Regions from separate parts of the Mus musculus genome. Here all the other regions are linked to region 1. The links are chromatin loops, found by intact Hi-C in ENCODE. Cell type or tissue: gastrocnemius. All regions are shown on one strand. Links, peaks and the distances in the headings refer to the core of each region. The heading gives the core; the rest is flanking DNA.

Region 1 (11,254 bases), core at 1-8,000:
AAGGCGACCGTTCGCTGCTCAACATTGCGCCTGACATTTTTTTCCCTCCTCCTTGAAACGCACATAAAAGGAAACGGCAGTGCCCTCTCCATCCACGTTTCACGCGCGTGGGCGCGCACACCCCACACCCCCAGATACACCGGGCCGGGCCGCAGGGGCCCCCGGCGCCGCTACACAGCGGCCGGGATTGTAACGGAATGTTACCCCTAGTCGCGAAGGGGGTCGGGGAAAGGGGAGAACACGACCACCACGGCAAGCACGACAACAAACGCGTCGGTAACAAATTAGGAGACAATCAGGAGGGGATGCTGGGGCGCTTTCCCGGCGTGGGAGGGGAGGTGGCTGAGATAGGGGACCGGGGTTTCTAGCGAGCCCCCTCCCCGAAAGTACCGCGGCGACAGGCACACGCCGAGGAAGTCTTTGTGTACGTGTATGTGTGCGTGCGTGTGGAGCGCGGTGCCAGGCGGAATGGAAACTACAGGCAGCCTCTGCTAATGGGCACAAACTCCCGTGTTCTTTCTTACCACGGGGTTCGTGCACAAGAATGAAACGTCGTCACACATACACTCACTCACGCCCGCACGAAAACACGCCAAGGCATCCCCAACTCAAAGCACCCCGCACCCCTCGGCGAACAGCCCCCCACGACCAGCAAGGCCAGCCCAACAGAGCCAACGCTGCACACTTTCAAGAGCCAAAGTGGTCGCAAACTCCCTCCAGCCTCCCCCCACCCGCCCCCCCAGCGAAAGCCACAAAACGCAGAAAGGCAGGGCTACTGGCGGACCGCCGCGGAGCCCCGGTCGCGCACACCGGCCGCTGGGGCAAAGTTGCGAGCAGCCCCGCCGCTGTCAGCCCGCACACTCGGGCTCACGCGCGCGCCGCGGAGAACGCACCATCGTGGCGGCCGCGGCGCTCGGCGGAGGTGCGGCCGCAGAGGCTGCTCGCCGCGTCCCCGGACCGTGCCCGCAGCTCCCGGCGGCGGCGGCGGCTGAAATATGGCTGAGTTATTATTCGCCTCCTTCCACCGGGTGTGAGTGTGTGTGTGCGCGTGTGTGAGCCAGAGGGAGTGTGAGTGCGCTTCTTGCGATTGCAAAGAGGCGAGGCGGGCGGGAGGCGCGGGGGGGGGGGTGGCGGTGGCGGTGGCGGCGAGTGTGCGAGTGTGTGCGCGCGCGCCGGGGGGGGGGGGGGTGGGGAGGAGGGAGAGGCGGCAGCTCCCCGCGAGCAAAACCAACCTTTCTCTAATTGGAACCGCGGAGCGCTGGCGCTGTCTGGGCTGCGGCGGCGCGGGGCGGAGGAGGAGAGGGAGGGGGGCTTTTATTATTTTTTTTGCATGTACTTACCGAGCTAGCCATGCCTGGGGGCCCGGAGGTTTGCCGGGGTGTTGTGTGGTACCCCCCCTCCCCCGCCCCCTTCAGCTGTAATTCATGAAGAGGCTGCTATGAATGAGAGCGCGCCCGGGAGCTGAGGGTAGATGGCGGACATGCTCTGCCTTGGCCCCCACCCCACCCCGTGCTCGCTCTCTCGCTCGCTTATTAAACTCAGCCCCAAAAGCAAAAGCAGCAGCAGCAGCAGCAGCAGCAGCTCCGGGGCCAGAGGATGAGTCCGGAGCATGCGCCGTGGCGCCTGACACCCGGGCTTCGAGCCTCTAGGGGCGGAGGGAGGGCGTGCGGGCGGGGCGGAGCGCGCGGGGAGGCCGAGCGACCGAGCCAGGGGGAGCTCGAAAGAGCCAATCAGCGGCCGCCTCCCCGAAACCCCGGCGGCCCGCAGCGCCACACTGGAACGCCTCGCTTAAAGTAACAGGTTCCTGATGGGGGAGGGGGGAGGAAATGGAGGGAGGGGGCCCGGCACTGGGAGAGCGGCCAGCTGGGGAGCCATCCCGGCCCCTGTGCAAACTCCGTTCTCCCTACAATAAAAAACGGATTAAAACTGCTGGAATGTGGCCACTGCCTGGAGCCCCCCAGCCGCAGGAGAAGGGGTTGTTAAATCAAGTCTTTGGCGGTAGTGAGCACGTTTGGGAAGGGGGAGCGGGCTTGTTTTTACTTTCCACCATGGATTTTTGCGGGTTTGTGCTGAAATCGCAAGAACGCACACCCAAACAAACTTATTTAAACAGAGAGCAAGAGAAATCCACGCTACCAAAGAAAAAAAAGAAGGGGGAAAAAAGCCTCCTGATAGCAATCTCTGGGACTGAACAGCCCCCAGCAACCTTAAATCCCTTTCCCTATCTACTCCGAGCCACCAACCTACCCCGCCCTCCCACCGTCGCCACTGAAAACTTTAAAAAAGAAAAAGAAAAAAAAAGAAAAGAAAAAAAGAAATGAACGCGAAACAAGAATGCCATTTCCTTCCTAGGAAACGCCTCCCGCCTCGGTGTTCCCGGGCTGAGAACCGTGCCCAGGTGGAGGCGGGACACCTGGGAGTGCCCGTCGCAGAGCCTTAGGGAACCCGCTTCCCAGTTGTTTGCTTCAGGAGGCTTCCCCCTCGCTGACAACCTGCTGGGTTGCATCAGGGTCTGCCCTCTCTCTAAGGGCGCGCCAGACTACTGGGAACCTTAAAATAGATAAAGTTAATACTGACTATAATGTGCATAAATTGGATTATAATCTTTAGGCATATTGGTGACAGCCAACATAATCCATCTCTGGGTATTAATCCATTTAGGCTCCCGGGTGACAACCCCTCGCAGAAGTGTTCTAGAGTTGCTCTTCTACAAATGCTCCATCTCCGATTGTAGTTTGTCTCAGTGGCCACGGGTAGAATATCAAGCCATACGTGAAGCGAAAAAAGAAGAAGAAGAAGAAGAAAGAAAAAAAAAAGAGTTACTAGCTTCCTCTAGAAACACAGACAACCTTTAAAAAGGAAACGGATAAGATCTAGACGATATACGAAAATGAAAGATGGGTGTGACTTTTGTTTCGTTAAAGTTCTTGTACCTCTCTGGCTCTTAACTCCTTTTTTGAACTGGTTTGGGGTGGTGGCTGTTTTCCAGAGTTTATCTTTTGTTCACCATCTTTTTTTCTCCAGATTGCCAACTTCTTTTCTCCCTGTGTTTTTTGTCTCTCTTCCTCTTTCTGACTCAACTTTATTGCTTTCTTCTTTTCCTCTCGCCGGGAGACCATGAAAGCACAACTCGGCCCTTGCATTGAACACTTGAGAATAACGGGAAGGAGGTTTCCTGGAGCGTCCCAGGTTCTCCATGACCACGTTCAGTTTTTCCCACTGCTCACAAAGTAGATGATGGGGATTAGACAGGACCAGGTCCAGCCAAGTTCAAAGCAGCACGTTTCCAACTCGAGTAGTGTGATTCTCCTAAAACTGGTACACCCATCCTCCAGGATTCAGCCCAGAAGTGGGGAAACTTGAACAGAAGTCCAAGGACATATTTCCCAACCAAGTCTGTAAGAGTATGTCATCTTGTATGCATGTGTGTTTGTGTAAGCGCTAAGTTAGACAGAACTGCTGTGTGTGGGATATAAGCAAGGGATGACTATCTACTGTGCATTCTTACACCGTTTATCAAATAATCAAATTGCAGAGAACTATTTTGGAATGAAGAAGTTGAAAACTGAAGATTATGTGAATGTTTTTAGTAACTGAAAGGTGACCATTCCGCGTTTGCACTGATTCCAGAGTTGGTCTCTTGGTTTTCTCTCCAGGAACTGGAACTTGTATATTAAGAGGGATTCCCTGCCCCACCCCCTCGACCATGTGCTTGCTAGTGAGTGTGTGTGTGTGCATGCGTGCGTGTAATATTTGCTGGATTCTCATTTATTCCAGCAATCACAAATAAATCGTAGAATCTGACCGTCTTCCCCCAACATCCTTCCTTTCTCAAATGCGTTAAACCCTCCTCCCCAATATAAAGTAATTCCCCCGTCTGCAAATTCGGAGACTTAAAATATGCCAGTAGATGGCGCACAGAGCCCTTCCACCAGCGTCCTTATGTGACCCTCCTTACAACAAAAAGACTTCTCTACCAGGAAAAAGAAAAAGAAAGCACAACCCGGAATACTCCAGGTTCAACTTTGAACAAAGGAATTTACACCAGCCTTTCCATTTGTAGCTGTCTTAATAAGTTCGCTGTTAACAATAAAATTGGGAGAGCAAATGCATTTCCTGTCCATTTATTCTGAAATAATAACAATGTAAGTCAAAACAAACAGAGTGGTGGACCACACTTGGGAGGCTAAAGCAGGAGCCTCTAGGTTTCAAAGCTAATCACAGCTACATAGGAAGCCTGGACAGCATGGGGGCATTGTCTCAATGAAAGTGTACTGGAGAGAAATTTTAAGACAGGCATCAATGCTAGGTAGCAAAAAATAGGAATAATTAAAGTCATCAATGATAAAAGCATTTCCTTATTCAAATAGAAATTATCCCACTGAAATTCATACTGTGATGTATAGTACAGTATGAAATTGGGTTACTCTAATGAACACAAAAGTGATTAACATCAAGTTAAATAAGAACAGTGATGGAGATTGGAAAAGGACCTGTGTGTCTGAGCCTAACTCCTCACAGGACCACAGCTGGCTCCAACCTTCTCATCTCAGCAGTTTGCTAGTTTGGAACTTCAGAGCAGTTCAAGTGTTTCTGCCAGAACAAAAGGAAAAAATAGCTTTTTCAGGTGTAATTAGGGTGTTATAAAACACTCTAAAGTAAATTTTACCCATTCACTATGTCAGGTTGTTGGTACACACACACTCAACGAATCGAATCATCAAAAATTAGCCACTGTCCATCCTTGGCTATATGGGTTTGTCAGGGAAGGGGAAGGCCCATGAAAAAACTATTAGCTACTAGAACAGACAGTAGACATTTTGGTAGCTGCACATTCAGAATAACTAAGGCTTCCCCCTCCATAGCCTGCTGGGTGTTTGTTTGTTTGTTTGATGAAATACATCCATACATCTGTTTACCAAAACTGGACCATATGTCAAGTACAAGACTGTAAGAATGATAAGAGTCAGAGTGGAATTCAGCCTGTAGAATGCTTGCCCCATACCAGAAGCCGAAAGTTTGCATCTCTGTACTCGAATTAACTAGTCATGATGGACACACTAATAATTCCTATACTCAGTGGGAGGTAGAAGTAGGAGAATTTAGAAATCCAAGGCTACACAGAGAATTTGAAGTTAGCCTAGTGTGTATGAGACCTTACCTTTAAAATAATTAATAAAAATAAAATAAAAATGAATGTTGGTTCCTGCTGTCATACAAACCACAGCTCTGTGACACAGAGGAGAAACTTCACCAAAATCATTTCTTCTTTCTTTGAATTTCATTTACACCTAAGGTTGGGATACTTGTACATGTCAGACATAAGCAAGGAGCGTAGAAAACTGACACAAACAGCCGAAGGACAAGAAAAAGCAATGGCAGGAGATTAGAAGCTGTGACTGTCACCCTCAGTTCCACCTTTTAATAACTGAAAAGGGAGGATACAGTAGCAAATTCCTAATTTCCGTGGCCTTGAACTTTAGTATTTCTATGCTCATTTCCTTCAAGTTCTTTGAGGGGAAAACAAATCCCACAATAAAAGAAAGCTAAATCTTTTCAAGAACAGAAGCTGAAAAGCACTGTTTCTTATGGAAGTATTTCTTTGGAACCTTACATGCTTAATATTATATCTAACTTATGGTTCTAGGACAGTGTGTTGGGACTAACTGAATATACATTGATATCCACTCAACCACCTACTATAAAGGCTAGTTCCAGATATAATCAATGCACCAGGCTAGTTTAACCCAGAGCCTCTTCGTGTGTAGATTACTCCCCAAGAGTCATCTAAGCAACACATGTATACATTCAGAACACGAGTGTCTCTGAAGTAATAATTTATTAATTTGGTAGGCTGTATCCCTAATTTAATAAATAGCACCTCAAGGCCTGAAAATTAATCGAGAATGTTATGTCAGATGAGCAATAAGAAATCCTGTAAATATTGAGTGTGAATGAACATGTCTCCCTAGCCCCACCGGAACCTTGGTGAAATAGCTGCAGGTAAGTAAGGTACACAGCACATTGAAACAGCTTGCAGGGAAAAATTATCTCAAAGCTAGGATGTTTTATAATATCTTGATTCTTTCTTCGTCTCTTCACAGACAGTTTTCACAGGCAGTTTTCCATCACTCTGGGTGTGTGTGTATGTGTGTGTGTGTGTGTGTGTGGTATTGATATTTTGGGGACAAAGTCTCATGTATCACAAACTCAACCTCAGCTCTTGATCGTCTGCCTGCTAACTCCCAAATTCAGGGGTGAAAGGTGTAAGCCACTTTATCATTCATTCCATATATGTGTGTATTCATGTATCTATATGGATATATATGCGGGTGTAGAGGCCACAGGTCAGCATGATATGTCTTTCTCTGTCTTGTTTTGTCAGAAATGGCCTGTTCATAATCCTAGAACATCAATTCTGCTAGCTTGGCCAGCCAATAATCTCCAGGGATGCAGTTGTCTCTATCTCGCCCCCACCAGTGAGGGATAGAGTTTACAGAGAAGCACACCATATCTAGTCTTTATGTAGGCAATTATGATCTAAATGGAGAACCTCAAGCTAGCGCAGCAGACATTTTACTAACTATGCCATCTCCCCCAGCCTTCTGACATTTGCTTTTATTTTATTGTTGTGTGTATGGGTGTGTGACTGCATGCATGTCTGTGTACCACCTGTATGTCTGGTGTCTGCGGTAGCCATAAGAAGATCTCCTGAAACTGGAGTTACAGTTAATTGTGAGCTGACATGGCTGCTGGGGACCTCACTTGGGTGAGGTCCTGCTGTGCCATCTCTCCAGCCCTTTCTATCCTTCCTTAGGATTTGTCTGTGTGATTTTTAGTGGGAATTTTGCTTCTCTTCACATACAAGCTTACCTCTACTATTCATAGATAGTGAACTGAGAGTCAAAGTAGTCATTTTATTTGAAATATAAACTAGAGTTTGCCTTATTGGAAAAAATGAAAAAAAAATCAGGCCTAAAATTTAATGCAGATGCTGAATAACAAATTAAAGAACAGAAATGGGAAAAGGAAAGAAGGAAAGAAGGAAGGAGGGAAGAAAGGAGGGAGGGAGGGAAGGAGGGAGGGAGGGGGGAGGGACGGATGGACAGACAGACGGAGGAAAAAAAGCAAGGGAGGAAAGAAGAGAAAGGAAATGGGGCAGACACTCTATAAACTAAATGGTGTGACACTGGCTTGAAAATAATGTAAAACCTCTAAGAGAGAGACTTACTCCTTCTAGTAGGATCATGTATTTTGGTTGGGTTAAGCGATTTGCCATCAGCCCTGAAAAACCCATGGCTACACTACCCACTTGGTAGATAATCCACAATGGAAAAGTTAATATGAATGGGTTTTTTTTTCATGTAAATCTGTTAGAAGTGGAGGGTTTTTTTTTGAATATATGAAATATATATGATTACATTTATTTGTTAGTCTCCATTTATAGTTTTTGTCACAGAAAGAATATTTATTAATCTCGCCTTTCTCTTTTGGAACTTTTCCTATATTTTATAATTTACTTTTGGAAATGATCTATCATATAGTTCTTGTTGATCCAGAACTCTCTCCATAGATCAGACTGGCCTCAAACTCAATGAGAGATCCACATGCCTCCACCTCCCTAGTAGTGGGATTAAAGATGTGTGTCATCATGCTTGACCCTACATTTTCTAAAAGTTTGGTATATACCTCTGTTGATACAGTGTTTATGGATTCCATCTCTAGCAGTGCACAGAGCCAGGCATGGTGTTACACACCTGTGATCCTAGCACTACAAAGGTAAGAAAGAAGAACCCAGCTCAAGGTCACCATCAGCTAAATACCAAGTTCAAGACCAGCCCCAGCTTCATGAAAGATGCTCTCATAAAAAAAGAAAAAAAAGGGGGTGGTGGAATTTTTAGTTATCATACAAAATAATGGATTTCATAATGGAATTTTTTAAACATATTCATCATAGTTTTAATTCACCTCACCCACAGCCCCTGCTGCCTTTCTTCCCGCCTACTTGCTGGTCTCTCCCTCTTCCTTAACAGTCCCAATTTGTTGTGTTTTGTTTTGTTTTGTTTCGTTTTGTTTTGTTTTGTTTTGTTTTGTGGTGGGATGGGGTTCGAGACAGCAGTCCTTTGCATGGTCCTGGCTGTCCTGGAACTTGCTCTGTAGATCAGGATATCCCTTGAACTCACAAAGATCTGCCTGCCTCTGAAGTGCTGGGATTAAAGGCGTGTGTCACCACTTCCCAGCCAGTCCCAGTTTTTACTTTCTTATCACATATGTTAAGAAAAACTTTTGGCAGGGCTGGTAAAACAGCTCTGTGGGTAAGAGTATGTTCTGGTCTTGAAGACCAAGTTCTGTTCCCAGCACCCATCCCAGGTGGCTCAGACCCACCTGTAACCTCAGATCCAGGAAGATCTGATGCCTGCAGCCTTTGAGAACATCCACATTCACATGCATGTACCCACACACAGATGCTCAGTATACATATAATTTTTAAAATATTCAATCTAAAAAAGAAAAATTTTCAAACAAAAAATTCTAAACTGTATTAAGCAGTGTGCCATTCTACATATAGGCCTCCTTCACGAGGAACTATTGATTTGGAAACAGTAGATAGTGTTGGATGGGAAAGAAGGAATATTCATTATCAGTGTGCTGAATCAAGAGGACCGCTGGAGACTCTTACCTACTATAGCTGTGTTAGACAAGCCCTGTGAAATCAGAGAGGGGAAAGTTAATGATGTCCTCTGTATACAGTGGCAATTTGAGGGAAATTTCAAGTTATAACCAGATAAAAATTACTAATGAATAACAAGAGAACTGTAATTTTTTTTCTAGACTATTGGGCCTCTAATATTTATTGTTTCAATCTTTTGTCCTGTGTTTCATGTCTTTTGACATTTTGAGCAGAGAGTGCTTCCTGATGTAATGCAATGAAAGGCAAACAGTATCACCTGTATGGTACTCCTGCCCAAGAGAGTTCATCTTGAACCTAACCACAAGGATGAATTTAGCCAAATCGAGAGCAAATGAGGGCATTTACCAACACAAGGGACTTAATCTCTCCTTAAAATAGCAGTGCTGTAAAGGGAAAGGAAAGGAGCAGTAAAAATATTTTGTATTAAATTTGACTTAAAAAATCATGGCAGCCACATAAAATGAATGTTTAATACTTGCCTGGATTCCAAAGTGGAATCAAACAAAAATACAAAGCAGCCTAAAGAAGGGAGAAAGTCAGCAGCGGCTGGATGGGAGAGGATGCATTTTTACTAAGGATTCATTTCCGGATGTGCTAATGGTGTTATAATTACATGTGTTATAATCTCCTGTGGCCTAAGAATTATGTATGCAAGTGTGTTTGACAAAGTTGTCTATCATGATATCTACCACTTACTCTAGCACAGCCAGTTAAAACAAACAGGTAGTAAGGACAAAGAAACAAGCAAGGATATACTTGTAAATCAAGATTTAAAGGAGAGGAACATACGAAGAATGAAGGTGGTCATTATATTTCATTTTCTATATTTGTCTTTTATTCCAATCTACATTTCAGGAGATAAGACTAATTTTTGTTTTGTTTTGTTTTGAGACAGGGTCTCCTGTATGGTCCAGGCTGGCTTGGAACTCACTATGTAGTCCAGGCTGGCCTTGAACTCTCAGGTGTCTGCTACCTCTGTTTCCAAAGTGCTGAGGTTAAAAGTGTGCACCAGCTTGGTGGGGCTGACTTTGAATTTAGGATTCTCCCACCTCTGGCTCCAAAGAGCTTGCACTATGACACCTGTGTTATGCAGTACTTGGGAAGGAGTCCAGACCTAGCACATGCTGGACCAGTGCTTTACCAACAGATCTACATCCCAAACTTCTTTTTCCTTTCCTTCTCCTTATCCCCCTTCTTTCGTTCTTTCTCATATTGAGTCTTTTTTTACTTTATGCTTTCTCCTTTTTGCCTATCATTAAATTTCTATTTGAATTGTAATAATGTGATGGCTTTTGATTGACATGTTTGAGGTCAGCATCTTTGGTGATCTCAGCTTTTCTCTGGTAGCAAAGGGCACCAAAAGGGATCAGGACTTATGACATGGGTTTAGCCTGTGCGGCTGAATGAGTGACAATATTTTCCTTGAACGCTCTTTCAAAAGTAGATGCTGTGTATGAAAGGTTCTCCTCCTGAGATTACAACAATTTAAAGGTCATTCAATTCTACGGACCACTTAATTGTGCCCCATTAAGCATTTCTCAAAATAAGGATTGGTGTGTATGTGTGTGTGTGTGTGTGTGTGTGTGTGTGTGTGTGTGTGTAATAGCATTCAAGGACTGTCAATATCAGCATTGTCTAACAGATTTTCTTCCAGCCTTCCCTCACTGACCTGATGTGTAACACACTGACTTTTCTTTTGTATTGTTCAAGGGCAGCTGGGTGAGTGGCCTTGGCTCATTTAGAAGTCATCTAATGCTTTTGTTCTCAGTTAGTATTTTCTTTAAAGGTCACCTACCTCTGACACCTGTCAGCTGGTAGTTCTCATAATCAGGAATAGGTTCACATAATAGAGCCCTGTGAATGCACTATCCAACGACTGGCAAGCATAGCAGATCACAGGGCATTAACAGACGGCTCTGTGAGCTCTCATTTTTAGCCCCAGATTCCTTGTGTGCACTTTTTGCTAACCAGGTACCAGAGGGAGAAATGTGGAGAGAGAAAGAAGAACAGAGCTGAGAGCTCCATGTCAGAAAGCACAAGGGTGGGCTGGAGAGATGGCTTAGCGGTTAAGAGCACTGACTGCTCTTCCGAAGGTCCTAAGTTCAGATCCCAGTAACCACATGATGGCTCACAACCATCTGTATAGCTACAGTGTAATCACATACATAAAACAAATAAATAAATCTTTTAAAAAAAGAAAGAAAGAAGGAAAGAAAGCACAAAGGCCTGCCAGAGGGTAGTGAAGGCCACTGAATGAGAAAGAACTGGGAAGGGGAGCTTAACAAAGAGCAAATAAAATAAAGCCATACCACAGTGCAAAATGTATGAGAAATCTAAGTATGATAAGAATATTAAGGGGAAATTCTTTGAGCCCAAGGAGAATGTTTAAAGACTGCTTTTGAGTTTTATTTAGTGGCCTCAGTTCAGAAGCTATGATTGTATGTAGCTAGTCCATACCATCTGGAGAGGACCTAGTTCTGATAGTGTGGGTTTTACTTCAGCTGTGGCTAACCTATAAACAAAAGGCACCAGAAAGTGTCTTTGCGATTTCCAGACCTCTTA
Region 2 (8,000 bases), core at 1-8,000, 260 kb after region 1:
AGAACTTACTATGTAGACTAGACTGGCCTTGAACACACGGAGATTCACCTGCCTCTGTCTCTCAGCTGCTGGGATTAAAGTTGTACACCACCATACCTGCTGTTTCATGAAGGTACCTTTACAATTTTATTTAAATTGTCTTTTGATATTGAAGAGTGATTGATTAAGTCTACGGTAATTTATATTTTACATTTATATTTTACATGTCTTATTTTTACTCTCTCTAACATGTCTTTACTTACTTCAGATAAGGCCAGAGATGCCTGTTCCTGGTGAGCTGGATGAAGAGGAATCTGTGGACCTTTCCATTCCTGGCGCGTGCTTTCTCAGACTGCTGACCATCACTGCCCCTTCGGTTTTACCAGGTGACTCCTACTTGACAACCACAGGGCTGGACTTTTCCAGTGGTTTTGCCTGTGTGGGAAATTGTGAGAATTTTTTGTTTGTTTGGTGTGCACATGCTGTTGTTTACTCTCATATAGATACTTTCTAGATGAATGCTAAGTGTACCTTTGTGTTCTAGAGGGGCAGTCTTAGGTAATATGATGTTTTAACCATCATAAAACTATTAGATGACAGTAACATTTAACTGAACATAGTTGTTCTCAATGAAAACTAGATTTCATTTCAAAGGCTGGTTATTGTATAAAACAGATTTACTGTGGAACTCCAGGCCACTTCTTTAATTAATGTCTCTTTGTTATAAGCTAAGTGAAAAATGTCAACTTTTAAGAGATCTACTTGTAGTTTTATCATTATGAATTTAATTTTGTTTTAAAATTAAATTTATTCATTCATTCTCTTGCAACCCAATATCAGCTTTTCCTCTCCTCTCAGTACCCCCTCTTTTCCCTTTTGAGGAGAAGCCCCCCTCTGAGTGTTAAACACCCCCCCAGCCCTCCTCAGCACATCATGTTGCTGCAGAGGACTAGGCTCAACCTCTCCCTAAGGCCAGACTAGGCTGTCCATATAGGGGCATGGGATTCACAGGAAGGTAGCAGGCAGGTAACAGGCTCAGGGGCACTCCCTGCTCCAGTTGTTTGGAGGACCTGCATGAAGACCAACCTGCTCATTGCTACATATGTTCAGAGGGCCTAGGTCCAGCTCAGACCTGGTCTTTGATTGGTGGTTAAATCTCTGGGAGCCCCAAAGGGTTTAGGTTAGTTGTCTCTGTTGGTCTTCCTATGGAGTCCCTGTCCTTTTCAGGTTTCTCAATGTTTCTCCCAGCTCTTCCATAAGACGACCCGAGCTCCATCTAATGTTTGGCATGAGTGTGTGCATCTCTGCCCGTTGACTGCTGAGTTCAATGAGCCTCTCAAAGGACAGTTATGCTAGGCCCCTGTCTATTCTTTTGTTTAAATATTTTATTTTATTATTGTATGTGTTTGGGTGTTTTGCTTGCCTGTATCTCTGTGTGCCACATGAATAGCTGGTGCTTGGGGAAGTATTACAGACAATTTTGAGCTGCCACATGAGTGTAGGGAATAGAACTTAGGTCCTCTGCAAGAACAAGAACTCTTACCTGCTGAGGCATCTCTCCAGAACAATTTGTTCTTTCTATAAAGTATACGAATCACAGTATTAAAGTTCCAGAGCTATAAATAAATGGCTACATTATTTGTACAATATACAAATGTAAATTAGTTAATATAAGCAATAGAAGAATGTGTGTGCACTGATGCACACAGGTGTGGTGTGCTGATGAGGCAGAAGCAGATGGTCATGATTTACAGGACAGGGATAGATTTTTGCCAGGCATGGTGTATTTGAGGCTCAACTGGTATATGTAGTGAGATCCAGGCCATCCTGGGCTACATGATGACTTTTTTTTTTTAAATAGTTTTAAGGATCAAATTATATGGTCATTTGTTTTGATATAAAGTTTATTAATCTGTAGCCTTTAATAGGCATGCTGTGCAAGTGTGTGTGGTATTCACACATGTAAAACTTTCACTAACTCTATTTAAGTCTTACCCAAGAAACAGTAGGTGATTATAGCTGAGATATGGATTATGGGCTACGATTAAAATTTTATATTATTTAAAATTTATCTCCTGGTTATTAAAAAATCCTTAAAATTTCCATAGATGATCCATTGTGATAGCTGAGATATGGGTTATGGGTTATGATTAAAATATTATATTATTTAAAATTCATCTTCTGGTTATTAAAAATTCCTTAAAATTATCATAGACCATCCTTTGTGACTGGAAGCCCTCCAGTGCTAGCCAATATTTTGCTTTTTTGTTCAAATTCTGCCTTGAACATATATACATGCAAACACTTAAGTTTTGAAAATGAGGCTTAATAAAAAAATGTTGTTATAGCTTTTCAACATAGTCATTTTTATATGTGATTATAGTAATCTATAACATTAATATTATTTTTTTATTTCATGACAATTAGAGATTATTTGGAAATTTAGCTAAGCATGTATCATTAATTTATAGACAGAGCTCCTGTCTGTCCCTGCCTCCTTTTATTAGAGCAAGCTGAACAGTGGAGCATAGCCAAAGCTACCATGTTTTCATGTTTTCTCTCCTCTGCAAGCCTCAAATCTCCTCTACTGTTCCTTTCTTCTCCATACTTCCTATCTCATCTCATTGCTCCCCAGGAGCCCTGAGTCTCTCCAGGGTTAATAGCCAGCAGGCGTAGGAAAATGCCTTGTATACAAATCCTCCAGCATCCTGAAAGAGCCACTGCCAATAGCTCACTGGAGGTTTTACAGTGACTTTGTGCCCTTTGCTGATTTCTTTAGCCTTCTGGCCAGAGGGAGGGTGTGACTGCCTGCAGAAGAGGAAAAGGTTGCTACTGAGATATTTTGAGGGTTCGTACCTCTGTGCTAGTGATTATACTTGATGGCTATAGTCCTCCACTGTGTTTTTGTTTTTTCTTTATGAGGCAATCTGATAATTGGAGTCAATGGTTTTGTACGTATAATTGTGTCTGGCAAACCATCACCATAGACAATGTTGTTCTGTGCTCACTTTCTCTGATTAATGGAGCATGGTCAAACAGACAAGGACATAGGTTGCAGCCATGGGAACAGAGACTCAGAGGATTCTGGGTATATGATGCATGGTAGTCACTAGTTACAGATGGCGGTAAAATCATTGCTCTGAAAGAAGGGGATCATGGCCTGTTTCTCATGTTAATTATTTTCTCTTTTTCTCCTCCTCCTCCTCCTCTTCCTCCTCCTCCTCCTCCTCCTCCTCCCCCTCCTCCTCCTCCTCCTCCTCCTCCCCCTCCCCCTCCTCCTCCTCCTCCTCCTCCTCCTCCTCCTCCCCCATCTCCTCCTCCTCTCCCTCCTCCTTCTCCTCTTCTTTTTCTTCCTCTTCCTTCTCCTCTTCCTCTTTCTTCTTCCTCTTTTTAAACTTTTTTTTTTAATTTTACCTGTGTTGGTATTTTGCCTAAGTGTATATAAGTTCATCGTGTCTGTGTGTACGTGGTGTCCGTGGAAGACAGAAGAAGGCATCAGATTTCCTGAGACTGGAGTTATGTACAGTTGTGAGCTGTGTATGTATGTATGTATGTATGTATGTATGTATATTGTATGTTGTGAGTTATACAGTTGTGTGCTTGTCAGCTGTGGGTGCTGGGAATTGATTTCTGGTCTTCTACAAAAGCATTAACCATGAAGCCATCTCTTTATCCCCTAATATTTAAAGTTCTAGCTTAAAATGTTTGTACTAAAGTCCTTTTTGGATTTCTCCAGATACTCTGAGTTTGTCAACTCTTAGACTTAGATTTTTATTTTTTTCATTTCACATAGTATGTTTATGATCCTTATCTTAGTTCCTGTGGTAACTTTATTTTTTTTTTCAGTTGTTAGATGATTTTCCATTAGATATAACTGCAGTGTTAACATGCTCACCTTGTTGTGTATAGATTTTCGTTTCTTTTTAAATTCTCACCTGGTCATATGTAAGGAAGAGGCCAAGGCCAAGGCTGCAGAGAGCAGGGAGAATGCTGCTTATTGATTGGCTCAGTTGCTTGGGGAAGATGATGTTCTCTGTAGTGGCTCCATTCAGATGCTTGCATCTTCTCCTCCCTTCACATCTGCAGGAGGCACTCGAGAGGCTTTTATTGACCACAGAGCTAGATAAGTAGGAGCTTTCTGTTGCTGGAAGAGTGCACTTGCAAGTGTGTCTTCCCTTTTGACTATGTGCTTGCCCTCTTTGTCAGAACACAGCTCCTTCTGAAGAAGCATGAAATCATCCTCTCTCACCACAGCACTCCTGTCTTCACAGTCACATGACTCACGCATTCAAAAGGTCTGTGCTCAGACTGAGCTTGGAGCAGGCATACCTGCACCACACCATTCAGGAACTGGAGTACACAGTCTGTGATTACATAGCATCCATTTGTCTAGACGTTACAGTCATGATGGTCATTGCAAAAAGGGCTTCATTCTCAATGGGATAATCGGAGAAATTTAAATAAAGTTTCTCTTTATAATTGTGTTTGCAAAGTTTATGGAAATTCATTAGACACAATGAATCATCCGAGAGTAGCTAAGGTCCTTTGGCCGTGTAGGGAGGGTAAAAGACATGCATGTCACAGTTATAGCTGCCTAAGGGGAGACAGCCTTCTAAATAAGGGTGCAGGCAGCCTGTAGTAACCTGTTGGACAGTGTTTAGGGAATAAGTTCCCTGACTGTACTGTGTTTTCACTCTTTGATCTCCTGCCAGGGCCTTTCATTGGTTGACACAATGAGCAGCCTTTTGATGCATTTCTTACAGCTTAGTTCTGGAGGCTACAGGGCAGTGTTGAGAATGGTAGGGGTAAGTGTGGAGGAGTCAGTAGAAACTGTTCCCAACAGATGTTCTCAGAACTGTGTGCGTGTGAGTGTGTGCATATGAGTGTTTGTGTGTGTGTGTTGTATGTGCATGTTTATGTATGTGTTTTGTTTATGTGTGTCAGTAGACCAGAGGTTAATATTTTGTGTATATTTATTATATGTTCATGTGTACATATGTGTATGCATGTGTGTAGACTAGCAGTTGATTATATGCGTGTGTTATGTGTACATGTCTATATATGTGCATGCATGTGTATGGACCAGAGTTGACATTATATGTGTTATTTGTCCATGCCTATGTATCTGTGTTCATGTGTATAGACTAGAGATTGATTGACATTGTGTGTGTGCATGTTGTATGTGCATGTCTATGAATGTTTGTGCATGTGTATAGGCCAGAGATGGACATTGTGTGTGTGCATGATGTATGTGCATGTCTATATATGTGTATGTATGTGAGGCAGAACTTTTTGGTTGTATGTGTGCCTTGCCATTTAGGTAGATTGTCTGACTAGCAATTTGCTGGCATCCTCTGTCTTTGACTCACCAGTGCTGGAGTGCCATGTGTGTTCTGCCTCACTTGGCCTTTTTGCATAGGTGTTGGGGATCAAATTTATGTCTTCATGCTCTGCAGTGTTCTTTACCAACTGAGCTATATCCCCAGTCCCTCTCCTTACTTTGTATGGGTAAGTTTGGTTGCAACCAGGGGATTATACAGAAAGAGAGAAGGATACTTAATTATTGTGCCAGTGAGTACTTACTTTAAATCATGGTCATTTAAAGGAGACCTTGAGGTAAAAATATTCCTAGTTAAGTTTGGATGTGGCTGGGTGGACCCTTGTTTTTGTGTTCCTACTGGAGGACCATGTATTTCCTGTTTGTTTTCCCACTGTGGTTTGTTTAGCTTTCATGCTTTGTTTTTGTTTCTGTATTGGGCAGCCTCTAGTGGTTCTTGTGGAAATGGCACCCAAATATGAACCCAATGGTAATTGGTTTTTGACATCTGTTGTCTTCTGATCCTACATTTTTATGTTGTCTTGTAGTTCTTACAGTGTCATATAGCAAAGTGAGCTTCATTAGCATAGGTTCCTTTGTAGACAGAGGAAGTAAGGAGTGAGTTTTTCAGATTCTAATGTGTGCTAACATTCCTACAGAATTGGCATAGTTCTAAAAGGTCTGTCTGAAAACATCCAAAGGACAAGAGGACTCATCCCATGAAAAGCTAGAAATAGTGTGCTTCATGTCGATAACCAGCAAGTCTCGTGTTCCTGTAGAACACATCAAGAGTATATTTTTGAAGAACAGAAGGGGATATTTAGGCTATCTGGATAGGTGTCTTTCACTTGGCAAGAAGGGAACATGGCAGAAATAAGGCCATAGGGAGAGTCATGATGGTTCCTTATTTGAGGTCAGAGGCTGTATAGTTTTTTGGCAGTGTTGTTTGTTTTTGTTTGTTTGTGCAGTGAAAGCTATTGGGTGGTATTAAGAACATAAAGGGCAACTTCAGCTTCTGGCTAGAGGACACTATAGGGGTGATCACGAGGAAGAAGTGACTAAAGATACAGCTTTTATATTAGTATATTTGAAGAAGACAAAGATAATAACTAGGCAAGGCTTTATGAGAATGGTTGTAAAAGGAGGACTCTGAAGATGGAGCCACAAGAACTTGCCAGTAGATGATCTGTAAGAAATGAAGAAGAATGAAAGCTAGGATACCTGAGCACTGTAGTACTTTGTTCCCATTTGGGAGCATTGAAGGCAGAGATGGTGCTCAGTGGTTTCCTGTTTGCTTGGTGAAGTTCAACCTGAGACAGAGCTGGATGCCTGTGCACCGGTTAGGAAGGAACATGCCTCTTCTGGACATCTCACATTTATTTGGGTTTTGAACTCTTGTTATTTTATTCCAGCATTGGAAGAATTCTTTACATCTCTTGTGAGACAAGAGATGGTGAATATGCCCCGTGGGATATATCACTCTGCATTGAAAGGAGGCGTGCGCTCAGACCAAGGGAAGACAGTAGCAGGAATCCCGAACTTCATATTGAAGACATACGAAACAAACAAGCAACCAGGATTGAAACCTGGCCTGGCAGGTAAGAATACTGCACTTGGTGAAGTGCAGGTTTACAGTGTCATGTCTCAACTTGTGCTTCCATGTGAAATTGTAATAAGTTACATGGTAGGACATTGCTTGGCTGCTGCTCACATTTACACACAGCTGGAACAGTTACAACAAACAACCGAATTGAAAAGGAATTCAAAAAATGCAGAAGCAAAGATAAATAGATAGCTTCAAATTCCAGAATGGGGAGACTATTTTAGACCTTTTTACCCCTTGGAACATATTCTATTCTAACTGTGGATTTGATTGGCAGCTGGCTCAGGCCAGAGGTTAGGTCTTGTTGGAGAAGTGGCCAACAAATGTATGGAAACAATTTTAATATTCTTAGTTATCAGGGAAATGCAAATCATGAATCTATTGAGACTCCAGCTTGGTCCAGTCAGAAGAGCCATTACAAGAAAAGAAACAGGAAATGAAGATAAAGACATAGAAAACATAGAGAACAAGGGATACTCATACACTATTGCTGAAGCTGTATATTAGCCTAGCCACTATGGAAGTCAGTATAGATGTTGCCCAGCAGGGAGAACTAGAAGTACCACATGATCCCATGTACTGCTTTTTGGTTTTACAATAAGTATTCCAAGTTAGCATATAATATAGTAGTATACTTGCAATTTAACATTTATTAAGACATTGTTCACAAATCAGCCTGTGCCCATTAGCAGATAAATTAACAATAACAACAATAATAATAATAAATCATAGTTTATAAAATATGGATTTTTATTCCTCCATTAAGAGAAGAAAAATCATGTCATTTGCAGGAAAACTATTTGTCGTCAAACTGAGCCATAAGAGTCAGATTCAGAAGGACATACTGAATGTTTGCAATCTAGATTTTAAAAATAGGACATGAAAGTGGAGGAGACTATTTAGGAAGAGGAGGGGTTCTAAGAGGAGGTAGGGACTAAGAGGTGATGATGGCATGAATATGGTCAAAGCACAAGATGTACATATGCAGAAGTGACACAATGGAGTCAATTATTATACACCAATAAAGGTACTTTAAATTTTAATTGTAATTATGTAATAGTGAAGGCAGACCATATAATAGCTTGTAGGATGTAGCTACCA
Region 3 (11,254 bases), core at 347-8,346, 58 kb after region 1:
TTATACCTCTAGCACTAGCCACCCCACCCCCGCCCCGGTGGTGTGTAGATTCCTGGAATTATTTATTTATTTATTTATTTATTTATTTATTTATATTTATTTATTTTTGAGGCACGGGGTCTTGCAAAGAAGTCCTGGCTGACTTGGACTTGGGACTCACTCTGTAGACCAGTCTCCCATATGATGGAATCAAAGGAATGTACCACCACGCCCAGCACCCTACATGTATAAATATTAAAAGCATTATATCAAGAAGGATTAAAAAAAAAAGACTCGAGGAAAATTACTTTTCATTTCATTTCTTTGGCAATATCTAGTAAAGTGGAAATTCTAGACCATAAGATAGTACTATTATCAATGGGGCTATCTGATACTGAGCTTTCAAATTCAAAATGGCAGTAGCCTGTATTGTTTTGGGTGCTTCTTTGGTCTACTGGGCTAATAAAACCCATAAGGAGATATCCCATATCTGGCTTTAAGATTTTTGTTTAAAAACCTATGGCCTGTGTGTGTGTGTGTGTGTGTGTGTGTGTGTGTGTGTGTGTGTGTGTGATTGGCTACAGTTAAGAGATTCATGCGGCTGATTCATATCTACTGCTCTATCTCACACTGTTCAAGATACTAGGTATATGTATTAGCTGAGTACAGACAGATAGCTAGACCAGGAAGGAGCCCGCAAAGCCAACCTGGAGAGTAAGAACCTGCTGGGCAGTCCACAGGGTCCTGAGAATGAAAACTTGGTTATCACTTTGTAAGTTCTGTTATGCAGCAAATGGTAGCTGTTACAGGTGTTGAGGTAATACCCTCTTTTTTCTCTCCATTCTGCCTGAGGAATTTACCTGTATAAATTTCATCAGACCAGGAAGGGAGACTTAATTCCTTTAGCCCCTTCTTGTTACATCACCAGAGTCTGACGTGTTTCTTGATCAAGTGTCTTTCTTCCGGGTAGTCTTACATATGCAGATTTTTTTCCTACCATACTACCTGAGTGTAGGGGTGATTTGGGACTGCCCATATTACTGAGTCTCCCTTGTGATCTTTAAAGATCCTGCCTAGAGCCCTGTTATTGTCTCTTATTAAGCTCTTCCAATTTTCCTAATTTGATTATGCCATCTGTTTCTTGCTGGGACCCTGACTGAGAAGGAGGCCTTATCCAGAAGGTACCATCTTGGCAAAGACCTGAATGATCCAACAGAATGAATCATGAAGAGAGCTGGGGGAATTGCCAAGCTCCTGTAGGACTGAGGAAGCAGGGTGATTAGGGTCCAGAGAGCCGGAGGGTGCAGAAGGAAAGGTCAAGGTAGTGATGTGTGTGATCAAGGTAGAGGTACCAGGGCCAGGGCAAGTAAACCATACATGGTCTAATTGGCCCGTGTACAGACTTTGGCTTTTATTTTGAATGGAACAGGGACAATTGGAACCACAGACATCTAATTAAATCTAATGAGTTTGCTTTCTGTTATGTGTGGACAGTGGCTCCCTATGACTCAGTAGTGAATTTCTCCTCCTAGTGCTGAGCCTGCTGATGAATGTATGGGCGTGCTCAGTCAGCCCATAATGCTTGGGTGCAAGTTCAAGGCTTTGTGTCTCCCTTGATGCTGCGGGTGACATGACCTCTCTTTATAGTCGGGATTCAGATTACAGTGTCTTTTTTTGTTAGCATATTCTTTTCAGTTCTGCTAATGATTTGGGAGTGGACACATTTTTCTTACTCCCTTTCTTTCTTTCTTTTTATTTTATTTTATTTTTTGTTGTTAGAGTCAATAGGCCCTTCTATGCCAGCTTCAAAAACTACTTATCTAAAGGGTCTTGTACAATAGAGAACTAACTGCCTAACTACTTCAGGGGGAAGAATACAAGGCATTTAACAGAGAAATACTGTCTGCTTGCCCACCTCTTAGAGATGGCAGATATTGTCTTTACTATTTAAAAAGTAAGGACAGGCTGGGTAGACAGCTCATCAGGTAAAGGCCCTTGGCACTACGCCTGATGTTGAATCTTGGGGACCATATGGTGGAGGAAGAGAACCAACTCCCATAGGATGTTCTTCGATCCCCACATTCACACAATGAATAAATAAATGTATACAAAACTTAGAAAGCAAGACATTCATTTGCATGTCCATTATATACATACAATAACATATAGGTTTGAAACATATTTTGATGATTTAATGGCAATTTCTAGTAAAGGTGGCATGAAATCTAGATCATTTCCGGAGTAAATGTAAACTCCACTCTCTGCAGCATCCAACCCTTCCACCTTATCTCCAACCCCTGAGGGTCAGACAAGAGTATTGAAGTTTGAGTGGAGTCTGAGCACCTCAGGGAGGTTCTGTGTGCTTATGCTGGTTGGTGAGGAAGAGGGTGTGGTGCTGAGGTGGAGAGCACAGTCTCTGAATAATAGTTTTTGAAACTGAGTATATTTACAAACCCCAATACAGTTTTTAGCTGTGGTGGTTTGGATATGCTTGGCTCAGGGAGTGTCCACTATTAGGAGGTGTGGCCTTGTTGGAGTAGGTGTGGCCTCATTGGAAGAACTATATTACTGTGGAGATGGGCTTTGAGATGCTCCTCCTAGCTGCGTTGGAGACAATCTTCTCCTGTTTGCCTTTGGAACAAGATGTAGGACTCTCAGCTCCTCCAGTGTCATGCCTGCCTGGAGGCCATGCTCTTTCTACGATGTTAATACACTGAATCTCTGAATCTGTTAAATGTTTTCCTTTATAAGAGTTACCTTGGTTATGGTGTCTCTTCACAGCAATGGAAATCCTAAGACAGTACATGACTTATATATATTTCAGATGCATGTTAGTGAAAGTTTTGTCTGGCAGCTTATAGAACTCTTCCTGGTTTTAAGGTGTTGACCTTTGGTCTTGTCCTTGTGCTGGCTGCTGAGTTGATCTCCAGGCTAAATTGGCTTCACACACTTCTGGATTACACCTTTGATCTTGCGATTCCCGTTTTGCTTTGTTTTTGAGAAAGGGTTTTTCTGTGAGGCCCTGGTTGTCCTAGAACTCCTTCTGTAGACCCGGGTGGCCTTGAACTCACAGAGATCCACCTGCTTCTGGGATTAAAGGCATGCACCACCACTGCCCAGCTCATCTTGCAATGCCTATGTTGAAAGCTAATTTCCAATGCAATAGCATTAATAGCTGGGGTTATAGCTTAGTGGTAGAGCAATTGCCTAGCACATGCAAAGCCTTGGGTTATCCCCAGCATGCTAGGGAGGAGGGCACGATGCCCCTGGAGGTGATTAGGTCATAATGACTAAACCTCAAGGATGTGGTTAGTATCGTTATCAGAATAGTTTGATACAGGTACAATGTGACCCCATCACCTGGGAGGCTGAGGCAAGAGAATGGTGAGTGAAAGTCAACTTCAAGTATATAGTACTTTGGATGTGAGCCTGGGCAATGGAGTGAGACACTGTGACAAGGAAAGAGGAAGAGCAGGATATGGGGTAGGAAGGTTTGCAGGGGAGAGGGTCCTAGTGAGTATAGAGCACATACTTAGAATGCATGAAGCCCACAGTTTGACCTTTCAGAATCATCAGGGAGAAAATACAAAGAAACAAAAACAGTGTTGGGAGTCTTTACCCCATCTGCTATAGGAGGGCACTGAGAAGGTATTGTCTGTAGAGCAAGCCCCACACCAGATGACAAATCTGCTCATTCCTGGCTTGGGACTTTCTAGCCTATCGAATGAGGGATACATTTTTTATTATCTGTAATATATTCACTCAGTAAGATATTTTCTCATTGGAGTCAAAAATGGGCTAAGATCTTTCAGAGTAAGTATTTCCCCACAAGATCCTAAACTATCAGTTTTGGAGACAGACACTTTATTGAGAACAGGATGGCTGGTTTCAAATGTATCAGCTAGGTAAATAGCCTTGGTCAAAGTGTTTCATATTTTGTGCTTAGTTTCCTTATTTGAAAAAAATGTAATAACTTTACTATTCAACTTGGTCTGTGAATTAAATAAGTTGATATACTTAAAACAGTATACCAGACATAACTACATGCTCGATTAGGAACAAGTGAGCCTCAAGAAACACAGGAATAAGCCAGGGGTGTGGCCCATGCCTTTAGTCCCAGCACTTGGGGGGCAGAGGCAGGCAGATCTCTGATTTTGAGGCCAGTCTTGTCTACAAAAAGCATATTATAATGACCTTGCAAATTTAACTTACAAAACTGCTTGCTACAAAATGAGAGCCTGTCTCAAAAAACCAAATACAGGAATAGACAAAGGAAACAAATTTAAAATGTTCCTAAAATTTGTACTTGTGTAGTTGGAAAACTTATGGGAATATCATCAAACTAATAAAACCAAAAAGGTAATTATAAATCTCACAGAACTCCCATGTCCCCAAGGATATAAGCGATTGAATACAGGAACATGTTCAAAATTAATTTAGATAAATTCTTACAGAATGAATGCATTATAAGTTATTGGAAGATCTAGAGATGGTGTGTGGAATGTAATTATTGTTCTGAGGTGAAGTATAGGAAACCAAGAATTTCCTGTTAGCATATTATAATGACCTTGCAAATTTAACTTACAAAACTGCTTGCTAAATTCCTACCACAGAATTAGAATCTCTAGAGATGTACCCAGGCTTCTTTTAAAGCGTCCTAATGCTTCTAAAAGTGCATGGGGTTTCAGAAACAGTCAGGTAATAGATTTCTATTCCTTTTAACTTATTTATTTATTTATAAACGCAGTTGTTTTCGTTTCTGCTGCGTTGTGCCAGGTGTCACAGACTTCCCCTGTGGGACCATTCCTTCCTATTTCGCTAAAGAAAATGCTTGGCTATAATAAATGTTATATAACAATAATAGTCGTGGTAAAGTTCTTTGAGCCAGCTCTCTTTAGATCAAATTCCCCCGTAGCAGAAATTCCTGGGCCTTGACAACTATACAAGTAGAAGCAAGGGCACAGCAGGAAGAAATGAAGTCACTGAGCAGCAGCTCCAGGAAGCAAGCTGGCTCTGAACCCTAGCTATCATGAGTACTCCAACCCCGCTCCCCCTGCCCCTCCTCCCCACTCCAGTCACGAGGATTTACAAAATCTCCAAATATCAAGAAGCTGTCCTGCATCTCCTAAAGCTGCCAACAGGACTCCCTGGCTCTGTGCAGTGGCATCTCCAGACAGGATCCTTTGCTTTCACATCCCAGAGCCTGAAGATCAGCCTGCACCCCTGCGAAGTCTGGCTGTGGCTAGGGCTGGGACCCAGCTTCACTTCAACATCTAACTGCAGTGAGCCGCCAAGGCCTTGTCACGCATGCGCGCGAGGGGGCGGGCATCCCAGCAGAGGAGGCGGGACTGGTTCTTGAAGTAGGTTTCGTATTGGCTGTCTCCGACAGGACCCGCCTCCGAGCGGTGGAGGCGGTGCGTGGGACACGTCAGGCACGGGAGCAGGCTGTGCCTGTGGCAGAAGTGAGGTAAGCCATGCGGCGTGGCTGACCGTCCACCGGCGGCAGCCGGGTGGGCAGTTGCCGCATCGGGTCCGGCTGCAGCCGCGGTCACGGGGGCGAGGGCGACCGAAGCTGGACCACTTGGGCTGGGGTGCAGGCCCGCGGCGGAGCATGTGGCGGCAAGGCCGTGGCGTCGCGTGAGGCGGGCAGGGCATTTGACCTGCTGCCCCTATTGCTGGTCCAGCGAAGCGTCCGGCTCCCGGAGGATCTGGCCTCAAGCGGTTCCCTGGTGTAAGGCTCCAGGACCCGCTGGCAGTGGAGGGGCTTGGCAGCCGGAGAGGCTGGCACGATCTGTCTAGCTTACCTGCCTCAGGTTGCGGTTGTCACCCCTCCTTAACCCGGTCGCTGGTTCGGGGCAGCGCCAGAGATCCTGGTGTCCTCTTGTCTGGCCTGGGGTGACTGTCTGAGTTCCCCGGGACTCAGACGCAGTTTTTGTCCACTTTAATGCAAAGGCTCTTGGGTGAGCAGAGCCTGTTTTCTGACTCAGGTCTCTGGCTCTGAAGAGTTTTTCTGTGGGGCTTCAGCGGTTGCAGGCGCCTGCGGTTGTGTAGGACTTAATCCCAGTTTGTTTCAGCCATGGTGCCTTGACCCCTTGTTTGTAGTTTTGGATCCAGTGAAATCATACCGTCATTGACTCATTCATTGCAAACTTTTAAAATGAGTTCCTTGGTGGATAGATAGTACCTGCCTTTGCTTGCATTTAATATGCCAGTGCTAGTGTCTGAGTTGACAAGATTTGAGATGGATTTTTTTTTTTTTTGTGGTTCATTTTTAGGATCTAGATTTAGATGCAAAAGATGAAGCTCTCTTGGACCTTATTCCAAGGGTTTTTTTTTTTTTTTTTTTTTTTTTTTTGTTGCTTTGGTTTATTTATTTATTTATTTATTTAATTTTGTTTTTTGCTTTTCCCTCTCCTTCTAATAAACCCTAAAGCCCATTGGCCCTGAGGGGTGATCCTAGTGCTTCCTATGGAAAAGTAAAGGGATGTGATTACAAGTATTCTGTAATTTTGGAATGTTCAAATTTTACAAAATTTACAAATGTTCAAGATTTACTGAACGGTGTTAGCAGTTGGGAACCAACTAAGTAAAAAACACATGATGTCATTTATGATTGTGTATTTTATGCTCCAGTGACAAGTGTTTCTGTTCACAAACACTTGACTAGCAAGCGAGTGAGTGCATGGTTACAATTTTGATTGACATCCAGTTTCTGCAAAGAAAGTACCATGACTCATCTAAATTTTGAAGTGTAATAATCATGAAGTTTTTTGTTATATATAAAAATACTCCATAGAGATAACTGGACAAGAATGCAGTTTTCAAAGCTTTTGACTTGCTTTGGTGATAAGTGATAGCCAAAACAACTGAATTATTTACTTACCAAATTAATCTTATTAACAGTTCACATTTCTTTGTTTTCCATATCTTGCTTAGTTTTTTTTTTTTGTTTCTTTTTTAATTGAAATAATTTAAAATTGTATCATGTTACTATTTGGTGGGTTTTAATTGCTTGATGGCTCTAATTGAGGCCTAATAATCCAAAAGTAAATAAATTGTTACTTCAAGGTAACAAATACCTGTATAGATGTGATAGATTTTTCTTATGGTAATTGATTAATGGTATTTACACATAGTAGAGATCACCCTTTTCTAGTATAAAATGATTTCAAAGGTAATTATTCTGATATTCCGAGCCTCATGATATTTGACATTGTCCATAAACTGTTAGTTGAATTAATATTAATTAGAGATGTAAATCAATTATAATCACTATTAGTATAGAGCTCTTTCATATGATAAAATACAGCTTAGCCCTAGAAGTATAGTTTAAATCTGTGACTTATAAATAGCAATTAATTGAGAAGAATTTATGTGTACCATTTCCATCATGGTAAATAAGAATTGCTAAGCTAATTGGACAAGTGTTGTTTGTCAGCTTCCTCTATAAAAATTATTTCAACCTTTTTAAAAATGTAGATCCCATTCATTTCACACACTAGATTACAAAATTTGAAAGTGTGTAAAAAAGATTTTTAATCTGTTTCAAGTCACACAATGTTGAGAGTAATGCAATGACATTTGTAATTTTTTATCACTTTGCTAACATATTTTCATTCATTCAGCCAGAGTCAGAGTATGCATGTATTTGTTTTATTGCTTGTTTATCTGGATAGATGAGAATGACCTTGAACTAATGGTTTTCTTGCCTCAGTCTACCCAAGGCTGAAATTAGGGCAAGTGCCACCCTTTCTGGTTTATATCTTGCTGGGACTGAAATAAATACTTTGTGCACTTAAAATGCATTATTATTATTATTATTATTATTATTATTATTATTATTACTATCATGTGTATTTACATGAGCCCAGATGCCTGTGAAAGCCAGAGGCATCAGATTCCTTGGATCTTAGAGTTATAGGCAGTTGTGAGCTACCTGATGTGAGTGCTGGGAGCCAAACTTGAATTCACTAGAAAAGTATTACGTACCCTTAACTGCTGAGTTGTCTCTCTAGGCATCTGAGTATTCTGGTCATACAGACCCCTTAACTTATGAATAGGTTATAGCCAGAAAATCTTACTGTAAGTCAGTAATATTGTACATCAAAAATGCATTTAAGAAGAATGAGCATCATGTGTAATTGTGTGGCAGACAGGTGCTTTTTGTGAGTTTGACGTCATCCTGGTCTACAAAGTGAGCTCCAGGCCAGCTAGGCCTACATAATGAGAACCTGCCTGGTTCAGTAGGTAAAGTGCTTTCTATGATAGCTGGATTTCTTAGTACCCATGTAAATGGTAAGTAAATGGGTGCCTTTAATTGCAGCATTCAAGAGCTTAGACAGAAGATCCCTGGGGCAAGATACATATCTATACTAGCTGAAATTGACCAGCTATGGGTTCAGTGAGAAACTTTTCCTCATTAAATAAAATGGAGGGCAATTGAGGAAATCAGTTAGTGTTAACTTTGGGTGCCCATACAATGTACATATACCCATACCCCCATATTTACCTGCAAATATGCCAATGTGTGTGTGTGTGTGTGTGTGTGTAAAAAAAAGTAAGAGTAAAAAAAATCACTTAATGTTGGTAGATGTGTGTTGTTGCTGTCTGGAGGATCTCCTTTTGATCTGCAGAACCTGTGTTTAAAAGGAATTTAGGGGTGGTGGCCTGTGGTCATAACACTAATTAAGAGAAGGTGAAGACAAGTAAATCACTGAGTCTGGGTGGCCTGCCAGCCTGCCTAGCCTGCATGGCCAATTCCAGGTCACTGAAAAACCCTGTCTCCAACAAAGCATATAGAATATCTGAGGGACAATAGCCGAGGTTCGCTTTGGCCTCTACCTACACATGTCCACAAGCACACATGCATGCATGCCCACACACATACATGCGCATCTGTGTGCACACACATACACATAATCCATTTAGTATACCTAGTTTCTTGCTCAGCGTGGTTTAGCAACAGTATATTCTACACTATGGACTGTTTATCCTTGTGATCTAGTGGCTGACTGGAAGCTGCTGCTTGCTGCTGCTTCCCAAAGAGTCCAGCCTCTCATCTTAGATTTCATATGTTGCTTGGTGAAGGAAAGATTAACATCATATTTTGAGGTATACTGTCTACTGAATGTATGCATATTACTCTCTCACTACTGTGAAGCCGAAAAGAAACACCAGTCAGACCATTTTAGTCAAGGACTGTCTTAATATTGTCATACCTTTGACTTTAAAGTCTGTACAGCTCTGGGTGATGTGATGTGTACATGTAGTCCTGGGTACTCAGGGAGTTGAGCCAAAGAGGAGTGCTTGAGCCCAGCATTTTGGTGTAAGCCCACAAGCATAGTGAGACCCACCCTCCTTTATATAAATAAATGTTAAGAAAGCTGCACAATTCCTCATTGTTTATGATGAGAAAGCATTTATTTAGAACAAAGTAAGGTGAGGATTCAAACTGCATATTCTGCTATTTATTTATTTACTTTTTTTGAGATACAGTCACACTGTAACCTGGCTAACCTTAAACTTACAGAAATCCACCTACCTCTGTCTTCTGAATGCTGGACTTAGTATATTTATGTATCTTTTAAATGACTTATCTTTTTGCTTTCCTAGAGACCAATGAACCATTCCATCCAAGCATGTAAACTGAATATTTTCTTTTTAGTGTTCCACAGTGTATCTTCCAGTCTCTGTTCGTCAGATGAACAGTTACTTGCTAATTTGGCCCATAAACATGTTGAATAAATGTTATAATTGTGAGTGTTATAACTATAGTTTTATATCCTGGTGTATTCTGTTTTCTCTCTTGAATCCTAGCACTTGGGAGGCAGGGGCAGGCAGGTAGGTCTTTGTGAGTTCAAGACCAGTGTAGTTAGTGAGTCCCAGGAAGATTACTTCCTAATAATCAGAGAGTCCCAGGCTAAAAACAGAAAAAGAAAAACTTTTCTCTCTGGCCCATTTGCTTTTAAGATTTACTTTAAATTTTACTGTTTAACAGTCATTGAACAAGTTGGTTACACAACTAAAGCTTCAGTTTCTAGTATAAGCTGTTAGTGGAAATAGAGGAAAGGCTTTATATTACTTTGAGTTTTGAAGCATTGAACCAAGTGGACCTTACGTCTTCTATGGGTGTGCTTGCATGTTTGTGTGTAGATACAGATGCGTGTGCCATGGGGCACACGTGAGTGATCTGATATGGGTGCTGGGAACCAAACTCAGGTCCTCTGGAAGAGCAGACGGCTTAACCACAGAGCCATCTCTTTAACCTGGATTAGAGACTTTTAAAATGGATTTTTAAAAACTTTATTATTATTTTTTAAAATTTATGTGTATGGATGTTTCGTCTGCTTGTATGACTTTGCACAACGAATGTGCAGTGCCCAAGGAGGCTAGAAGAAAGCACTTGATTTTCTGGAACTGGAGTTACCGACAATTGTAAGCTATCATGTGGGAGCTGGAAATTCAACTCAGGTCCTCTGGCTGAGCTGCTAGTGCTCTTGGCCACTGAGCCATCTCTCCATCTCTGGATTAAAGGTTTTTTAAAACATAAGGTATTTTCAGTTTACAATGGATTATTAAGATATATAACCTCATTATAAATATAATTTAAGCTTTTAGGGTACTGATGGGATGGAGGGCTTGGCTGATATGGAATAATGAGAATGGTGTGTTGTGTGCCTCACCTACCTGAACATTGATACAGCTGATAACTAATTAGGGAGGAGAGTTGGAGAAGAGGTAGGTATGTGATCCTGGTTTCTGAAGTTTTTGTCTGCCTGGTGGTAGTGGTCAGAGAACATGAGGGATACTTGCATGTTATTCTCTCAGAGGAACAGGCATAAGACAGTAAGTGATGTAGAAGCACTTTTCCTGGATCTTGAAGTTCATTCTTCTTTTAATTGAGCCACCAAAAATGGAATGCTTGCTTAGTTTTCACCAGGTTGTGGAGATAGGGGATCTTCTTATGAAGAATCAAGGCTGCAAAAACATTTACTGATTGGTATTGGGATCAAACTGTTGTGAAGAAGGGAAGGGTGTTTAGTGGGAGGATGACATCTTTAAAGTGTTTGAAAGACTGGCTCAGCCTATGAAGTGCTTGCTGCACAAGCCTGAAGACACCAGTTCGGATCTCCAGCACCCACATAAAAGCTGGGCTGATCTTGGGCCAAGTTAAGTTCTAGAGTGAGATCCTGCTTAAAAAAACAAGGCAAAGAATGATCAAGGATGATGCCCAGCATGGACCTCTGACCTTCACATATGTGTACATGCATGCACA

The links. Peaks named below come from ENCODE experiments on the same cell type or tissue, not always from the same donor. Only the 100,000 strongest peaks of a DNase experiment are listed, where the experiment ranks them.
Region 2: a loop joins it to region 1, with 14 times the contacts of the local background. A loop is called at or near these places in 20 of 42 quality-filtered maps.
Region 3: a loop joins it to region 1, with 10 times the contacts of the local background. A loop is called at or near these places in 13 of 42 quality-filtered maps.

The regions. Positions count from the first base shown.
Region 1 is chr4:88,031,744-88,042,997 of GRCm38, forward strand. It overlaps Mllt3 (myeloid/lymphoid or mixed-lineage leukemia; translocated to, 3), which reads right to left and starts at 1,664. Exons shown (of 11, transcript NM_027326.3): 1 at 1,341-1,664. The coding sequence starts at 1,352. In gastrocnemius, for the core only: CTCF peaks have their summits at 1,718, 1,919 and 3,905 (motif pointing right); DNase peaks (open chromatin) are centred at 79, 473, 644, 995 and 4 more places; H3K4me3 peaks cover 3,944 bases; H3K27ac peaks cover 2,631 bases.
Region 2 is chr4:88,296,737-88,304,736 of GRCm38, forward strand. Focad (focadhesin) reads left to right here. Exons shown (of 44, transcript NM_001081184.1): 19 at 248-365; 20 at 6,709-6,894. Among named protein-coding and RNA genes, the nearest start is that of Hacd4, 140 kb to the right of the region's middle. In gastrocnemius, for the core only: a CTCF peak has its summit at 5,748; a DNase peak (open chromatin) is centred at 5,727.
Region 3 is chr4:88,089,230-88,100,483 of GRCm38, forward strand. Focad (focadhesin) reads left to right here and starts at 5,401. Exons shown (of 44, transcript NM_001081184.1): 1 at 5,401-5,446. In gastrocnemius, for the core only: no CTCF peak of the experiment used is centred there; DNase peaks (open chromatin) are centred at 1,221, 1,984 and 5,334; H3K4me3 peaks cover 1,742 bases; H3K27ac peaks cover 1,776 bases.